Regions from separate parts of the Homo sapiens genome. Here region 1 is linked to region 2. The links are chromatin contacts, found by Hi-C or POLR2A ChIA-PET in ENCODE. All regions are on one chromosome and are shown on one strand. The core of a region is the stretch at or near the end of the contact, and the rest is flanking DNA. Distances in the headings are between cores, read along the strand shown. Region 1 has its middle 67 kb from the start of MIR190A. Region 2 overlaps TLN2 (talin 2).

Evidence for each region. A loop is a pair of places that touch in the nucleus more often than their neighbours do. ChIA-PET counts read pairs that join two places held with the same protein, here RNA polymerase II (POLR2A).
Region 1: a loop to region 2 is called in a map with no recorded cell type, with 9 times the contacts of the local background. The contact joins two enhancer-like sites. A Hi-C loop is called at or near these places in 1 of 37 single-sample maps with no recorded cell type. POLR2A ChIA-PET finds 5 or more read pairs at or near these places in 1 of 52 experiments (H1).

Annotation. Positions count from the first base shown.
Region 1 is chr15:62,888,976-62,892,264 of GRCh38, reverse strand. No RefSeq gene overlaps it. Among named protein-coding and RNA genes, the nearest start is that of MIR190A, 67 kb to the right of the region's middle. Within about 2 kb of position 1,909, at least 6 of the 41 ENCODE cell types and tissues checked have a DNase peak (open chromatin) inside an H3K27ac peak, as active enhancers do.
Region 2 is chr15:62,551,999-62,555,754 of GRCh38, reverse strand. The region is part of intron 1 of TLN2 (talin 2); the gene reads right to left. Among named protein-coding and RNA genes, the nearest start is that of MGC15885, 91 kb to the left of the region's middle. Within about 2 kb of position 1,295, at least 2 of the 41 ENCODE cell types and tissues checked have a DNase peak (open chromatin) inside an H3K27ac peak, as active enhancers do.

The sequences.
Region 1 (3,289 bases), core at 660-3,159, 340 kb before region 2:
AAAGCCTAGTTTTTCAGGGTTGCCTTTTATCCAAGCATACGTGTTCATCTGCAAAAGGGAAGAGGGCATTGAGGGTCCCCTTCCCTGATGCTCCTGGTCAAGCAGACCCACCTATGGAGAAGGCAGCAGCTGACGCTGAAACTCGCTTTAGTTTGTACCACTTTAGATGGGTGTGTTCTAACTGTCCAGGAGGCTGAGCACACTGGGAAATGAGGTTGCTTAGAAGGGATGGCCTTGACTGATAGGTGAACACTTAACTGCCTGGCCTTCCCAATACAATTTCTTAAGGATGCTGGGCAGCTCTTGGGCACTAGTTCTTGGGAGGGCTTGGTTCTGTCATCAGAGGAAAGCCCAGCATCTATGCAGCCCCTTGTTCTCGTGATATATCTCCCTAACACCCCTTGGGGTAGGGAGGGAATGTTCTGTTACCCCCTTTAGACAAGTGAGGAGACTATACATTCCCAGATTAATGACAGGAGAGGAGATCATCCTTTGGCTGCTGATGAGGGAGGAAGACTTGTGGGAGAGGATGCTTGGTTCTCAGGGCCCTCACCTCCTCCTCCTATACCTTGTCTTTGAGCAAACATGCTTCCCTGTGGGATAAATAATCATAACCCATACCAACCCTCCTTGCTGCCGGATACCTGCCATACTCACTGCACCTTCTTGACCACTGTGCAACTAACATACACCCAGCACAGAACATCCATCCACACCCATGTATGTCTTGAATGTCTACTATGGACTTAGTACTGTGCTTGGTACTTGGGATGCAGTGATGAGTAAGGCAGACTGAGAGCATTGCTGAAAGCCAAGTTTGGGTCTGTCTGTTGTAGAAGGACACATTTCTGTGGAGAACAGGGCTGTGGTGGGCAGTGAGGAAAGTAATGACCTTCTGTCTGGCTTCCCTTCTAGAGAAGCAGCCGAGCTGATTTTCTCCGGCAGTGGCTTCAAAAGACGAAGCTCAGCATAGCAGAGAACTATTAAAACCACAAGTCTGAAAGGTGTATGATGCCACAGAGAACGTGTGCTTTCTCTCCTCATTCAGGAGGTCCCCAGGCATCGAGGCAGGCAGCGAGGGGGTGGTTCTTGCAGCGGTGAGACAGTCGCCATCTGCACAGGCTTCACCTGGGCCTGCAGAAGCAGTCTACCACCCCCCCATGCCTTCCAGCTGCAGACCCTCTGAACTGTACATAAAGCCAATTGTAACTGAAATGAGGGCATATAAGATATCCAAAGTTGTTGCCAATTAGGTTTTTTTTTTTTTTAAGTGCTACTTTGCACATTAGGTAATCATCACTTTCAGCCTCTCTGAGCAGAAAGCACCCAGAGCACATTCTCTTGGGTGCCTGGGCAGAAATGCAGAGGTCTCCATTTCAGGGTAATACAGAAACATTACCCTCCCTTGTTAATTTTGCTAATAAAAGTTGTACATAGCTAGATCTTAGGGTACATGAACGTAACCATGGTTTTCTTTTATGATTTCCACTTTAAAAATTACCTTATAGGCCAGGCGCAGTGGCTCATGCTTGTAATCCCCAGCCCTTTGGGAGGCTGAGGCGGGCAGATCACGAGGTCAAGAGATCCACACCATATTGGCCAACGTGGTGAAACCCCATCTCTACTAAAAATACAAAAATTAGCTGGGCATGGTGGCGCAAGCCTATAGTCCCAGCTACTCGGGAGGCTGAGGCAGGAGAATCTCTTGAACCCGGGAGGTGGAGGTTGCAGTGAGCTGAGATTGCACCACTGCACTCCAGCGTGGTGATAGAGTGAGACTCCGTCTTAAAAAAAAAAAAATTACCTTATAAACTCATCTGAATATCAAAACAAGCTCTTCCTGATGAATTGTTTTTCCTTTACCAGCTCCATCTCCAATTATGCTGCCCCACGTGGAGATTTGTACAGAGACTTGGCAAGGTGGTAAAATGACCTCATTGGTTTGTTTTGGGTAGAGGAAGTTTGTTTCAGTTGAGTTCAGAAGCTGATCATAAGGAAATCAGGCCCATTAGAAAACAACCCTGATAAGCAGGAGTGAACTAACGTGGTTAGAACTCCTTTGTATTAATGCTGAATTCACAAACTCCCCTGCCCTCAATGGTTCATGAAATTCTGAAACACACAAGTGGAAGACCTCAGAGTTACTGCAATCCCCCTGACTGGACCTCTACAAGCTGTAAAGAGTCCCTCCACAACATGTTCAGAAAACACAAGTGGGATGAAGTTCTGGGATATAAGAGTACAATAGCTTCAAGCTCTGTACCTCCTCCAAGCCTCTGCTCACACAGTTCCCATCTTCTAGGAAACACCCTTCCCCGCTTCCCACTTGGCCAACATGTAGCATTCTCAAGGGCCAGCTAATGTCCACAAAATTCATCTTGTGATCAGTGTTGGGAAAGACCTTAAATATCATCTGGTTCTAGGAGCTACTCCTTTCTAAAATTGAATTTCTTCTATAATTTCTAGGCAGAGTTGAAATACCATTGGTGACTGGGGGCTCAATCTCCTGAAGACAACCCATTTTATCTTCATATAGCTTTATTTTTATTAATGATAATTACTACTATTTGTTGCAATTCAACTTATAGTAGTTGACAAATGTTACATGAATGTAATTCTCACAACAACCTTACGAAGGAAGTATCTCTATTGTCTTCTCATCTCATTTTACAGAAGAGAAGATCAAGTCTGAGGGAGGCTCAAGGACCTGCCCACGGTCACAGAGCAGGAAGCGGCAGAGCCTGGAGGTCTAACTCCAAAGGCTGTGTGCCCTTTGCCGCTGCACTGCGACCTCCAGGTCTTCCTGGTGTGCAGAAATTCTTCACTGTCACAGGCGCACTCAAGATAGAGTTGTGCACAATTGTCAAATGACCTCTTAGAATTCTCAGTGCTTAGAGTCTGTCCTGCACACAACATAGCATGTAATGACCTAGACTTGCAATCTTTCATGGATCATTGTTTCAAGAATTTAGTTTCACTCTCCACCAAAACTGTAAGTTCCTGGAAGGTGGGACCATGCTCTATGCTCATTTTGTGTATTTAATTTTTGTGTGCTTAATTTTCAAGACTTTTTACATCCATTTCAGAACCTATTAGGTGGGTAATTGCGGTTTTTGCCATTTAAAATAACAGTGAAAACTGTAATTGTGTTTGCACCAACCTAATAGAATAGACAGCACTGAGCACATGCCAAGGGCTGATTGATTGAACAGTGCTGGGGAGAAGAGCAGACAAAGAGGCAGGAGCCCTGGATTCTCGTTCCAGCTCTGCCACTACCAGAACAGTCCTC
Region 2 (3,756 bases), core at 46-2,545:
TGGCACAAAAAGAGCAAACTGTTTGACACATTATACCGGGAAAAGTAAAAATCCACATACAAATTAAGTTGCAGCTCTACTGCTATCATACACAAGAACAAATCCTAGGTAGACTAGACAGATAAATATTTTTAAAACTACCAGAAAAAGAGACAAAGAATATCAAGTATATTTACAAAACTCAGAAGACATAAAGAAAAGTTCACAGGTGTGGCAAACGCCACAGTTAAAACCTATATTTCATAAACAAAGTTCAAAGACAGCAAGAAAGTGACATTATTTACAAAGGATCTTCTGAGGAGGGACACAATCTAATCTATTACTTTTACTCTGAAGCTTTCTACAATGTTTAAATCTTTCAGAGCAAGCAAGAATTCATTCATGCTATAAATAAAAATCTTCAGACAAAAAAAGGTTAATATAAAGGAACACTTCAACTGAGTCTTTTCATAAATATTCACAAATGAAAAATTAGTAACGTAAAAAAAAGTTTGCTTGCTATTTTTTAGGAATAAAATTAAGAAAGGAACATGGACAACTATCTGAAATATTTTTCCTTGAAACATTCTACTAAGGGCCTCTCCCATAGATGTTCTGCAGGAAAAGCTTCGCACTTCAAAGGGTGTGCCTGTAGGATTTAGATGACTATCTGAATACCTGCACTAGTAAACAAACAAAAATCACCCCAAGAGTAAACTAAGAATATCACAGGGAAGAAATCTCCTAATTCCTAACCAGTGAGAAGGGTGTTTTTTTTTTTCTTTCTAAATAGAATTTATAAACTTCAAAAATTCTGTGAATTTTTCACAGCAAAGCAAGTGTACACGAATTTTCTAAATCTACATCTCTGCCAGACCCTTAAGTTTTCTCCACACCTGCAAGGAGAACTCCTGGCATCTTGCTAGAGTGCTGAATTTGGGACAGAGGTGCAAAGTTATCACGTAAGTGGTACTCTCTCACTGGAAAATAGAATCCTATGGCTCTTAACAATGCTCGAGGCCTGTCTCCTTGTTAGGTGAAACTGAGGCCTGGGTACTGGGTGGCTTATCCCCTTAACTCAGTCAGTAGCATTATCCAGCTTTTTCCGTTTGTTCCAGAAAATAGTTCTTACTGGCCTTGGTAAAAGTGTATTTTTTATTTTTTTCTAAGCAGTAAACAGGTAATCCTAAACCTTTACAATTTCTCTGTCCCATCATCCTAGAAAGGATTTATCTGACTTATTTCAAAGTTCTACAATTCTCCTGAGTTTTTCTGTCAGTCAAAACTGTGAACATTTTAGTATCTCTTTCCCAGTAGCGTTTTCATTGTCTAAGTCATCTTAAGTTAAAACTACAGCTTTCTGGTATAAATAGGGCTTAAAACTCAACCAAAATTCTATATCTGGTATCAACAGCTGGTACAAGGTCTCACTTCCTCATACTAGATCAAGGAAATCTTTATCTACGGAAATTCTATTCATACTATTAAATAGTCCCTATATTCCCTGAAATACATGAATGAGCATCAACCAAGCTTTAATATCCTCTTTTCTCCTGCCACAGTGAGGGGGGCAGGGGTTAGAGAATCACTTTAACACTAAAGTGTTTTCCTCACATTGTACTCATTCCAGAAACAACTGTTGTAATAATTTAGATTAAGCATCTTGGTTGATCCTAGATAATGTTTACCCAACTGCATCTAGTCATTAACTACTTATCTACCTGAAAATTGAGTCCTTGAAATCCTCTGTCAAGTCTAGTGAAAGAAAATAATAAAACTGCAAGACTGAATCTGTGTTATGTTCTGTAGCTCTAGCTACTGGCAAAAAAAAAAAAAAAGATTAGATTAAAAGATATGCATCCCAAGCTAATTGCACAGCATAAAAAGTAAACCACAGCTATTAAACAGAAGCATCACTATATAATTTCTCTTGACAACTTAAGCATTTTAATAAGTATTTTATAAATAATAAGGAAGCATTTTTCCACCTAAATTATATGCAATAACAAAGCATAATGCTAAGGGCACATAATAGGCAAAAATTCAGTCCCTTCTATATTAAATTAGGGGTATTTAATATAGATGCATTTATTTAAAAAATTCATTTATTTTTATGTGCATTTTCTGAAAAGGCCTGAAAATTACATGTACCAAATTCTTAACACTCATGAGGAAAAGGTGGGAAAAAGTAAAAAAGGGGAAAGGATTTTAAGTTGTATTTTAAATATATCTGTGTAATTTGAATTTTCTCTAACATGAATCAATTTTGCCATTTTTTTTTTCTTTTTTTTGAGACGGAGTCTCGCTCTGTCGCCCACACTGGAGTGCAATGGCGTGATCTCGGCTCGCCGCAACCTCCGCCTCCTGGGTTCAAGTGATTCTCCTGCCTCAGCCTCCTGAGTAGCAGGGATTACAGGCACCCACCATCACGCCTAGCTAATTTTTAGTAGAGATGGTGTTTCACCAGGTTGGCCAGGCTGGTCTCGAACTCCTGACAGATGATCCATCTGCCTCGGCCTCCCAAAGTGCTGGGATTACAGGAGTGAGCCACTGTGCCCAGCCGCCATTATTCTTAAATAATATGAAAAATGCAAAATAATGCCAGCCAGCAAAGATATACTGAAGCTGGCACTGTAAATCAGTTCAACCTTTTTCATGATGTATGTAGGAGCTTTAAAGACACTGACATCCTTTGACTCAGCAATTATTTATTTTAAAAGTTTTTATAATGTGGATATATTATTTTTTAGAAAGAAAAGCAATCTTGTTTAATCACATATCACGTGAGATCCTTAAAATGCAGGCTTCTGACATACAGGCTAGAAAAATAAACACATAGTCAATTCTCATTATTTGCAGTAGTTATATTCTATGAAGTCTCTGTGAATACTGAATTAGCAAATACTGAACCTCTGCTCCTAGGGGAAATACAAGGTTATGTTCCTACAAGCCTCTGATCACAAAATTTTTGTTAGCCAATCAATACATAATATTGCTTTATGTGTGTTTCTATTTAAAGAGCCTTCTTTAATATATTGTCAATTCACTAACATTTAACCCAGGCAACAGCACTGTGACTCATGTATGAATGCAGCTTATCTAACATACATATTTTCTCCCTAAGGCACATCACAGCCTTCTTGAGCTTAGGAACACCAGACAGCTCTTCAGCACTACACCAGGGGCTCATTTTAAACAGCAAAATCACCCAAAAGTATAAAAATGCAAAAACATGACATTAAATAGACCACAAAAAGGACACTTGTGTACAGTATGAGAGCTAAAACAAGAGGGTAGAGTGTTTTCTTGTGTGATCTCAGCTAGGAATGTGCACATTGATCAACTCAAATTTTTCATGCTTCATAAGTCAATGAATGACAGCAATGCCTGAAACATGAATTTGTAGGTTACAAATAAATCTCACTAAGTAGGCAAATTGACAAATATGGAATCCGTGAATAATGGGAATCAACTGTATGTATTTAATAGTCAAAACAAATTTCTCAAAAGACAGATTAACAATAGAATAAAAATATAGCCCATAAAAGGCTTTCTTGTCTCTGCTAACTCAGTGATTATCGACCAGGGGTTACTTTATTCCCTAGGGGACATTTGATAATGTCTAGAGAAATCTGTTGATTGTCAAAACTGGGTCTAGCAGATAGCAACCAGGATGCTGCAAAACATCCAGCAAAGCCCAAGACAGCCCACGACAACAAAGAAGTACCTGACTCAAAAAGCGAACAATGTCAAGATTAACTGGGCTAACTGACGAAT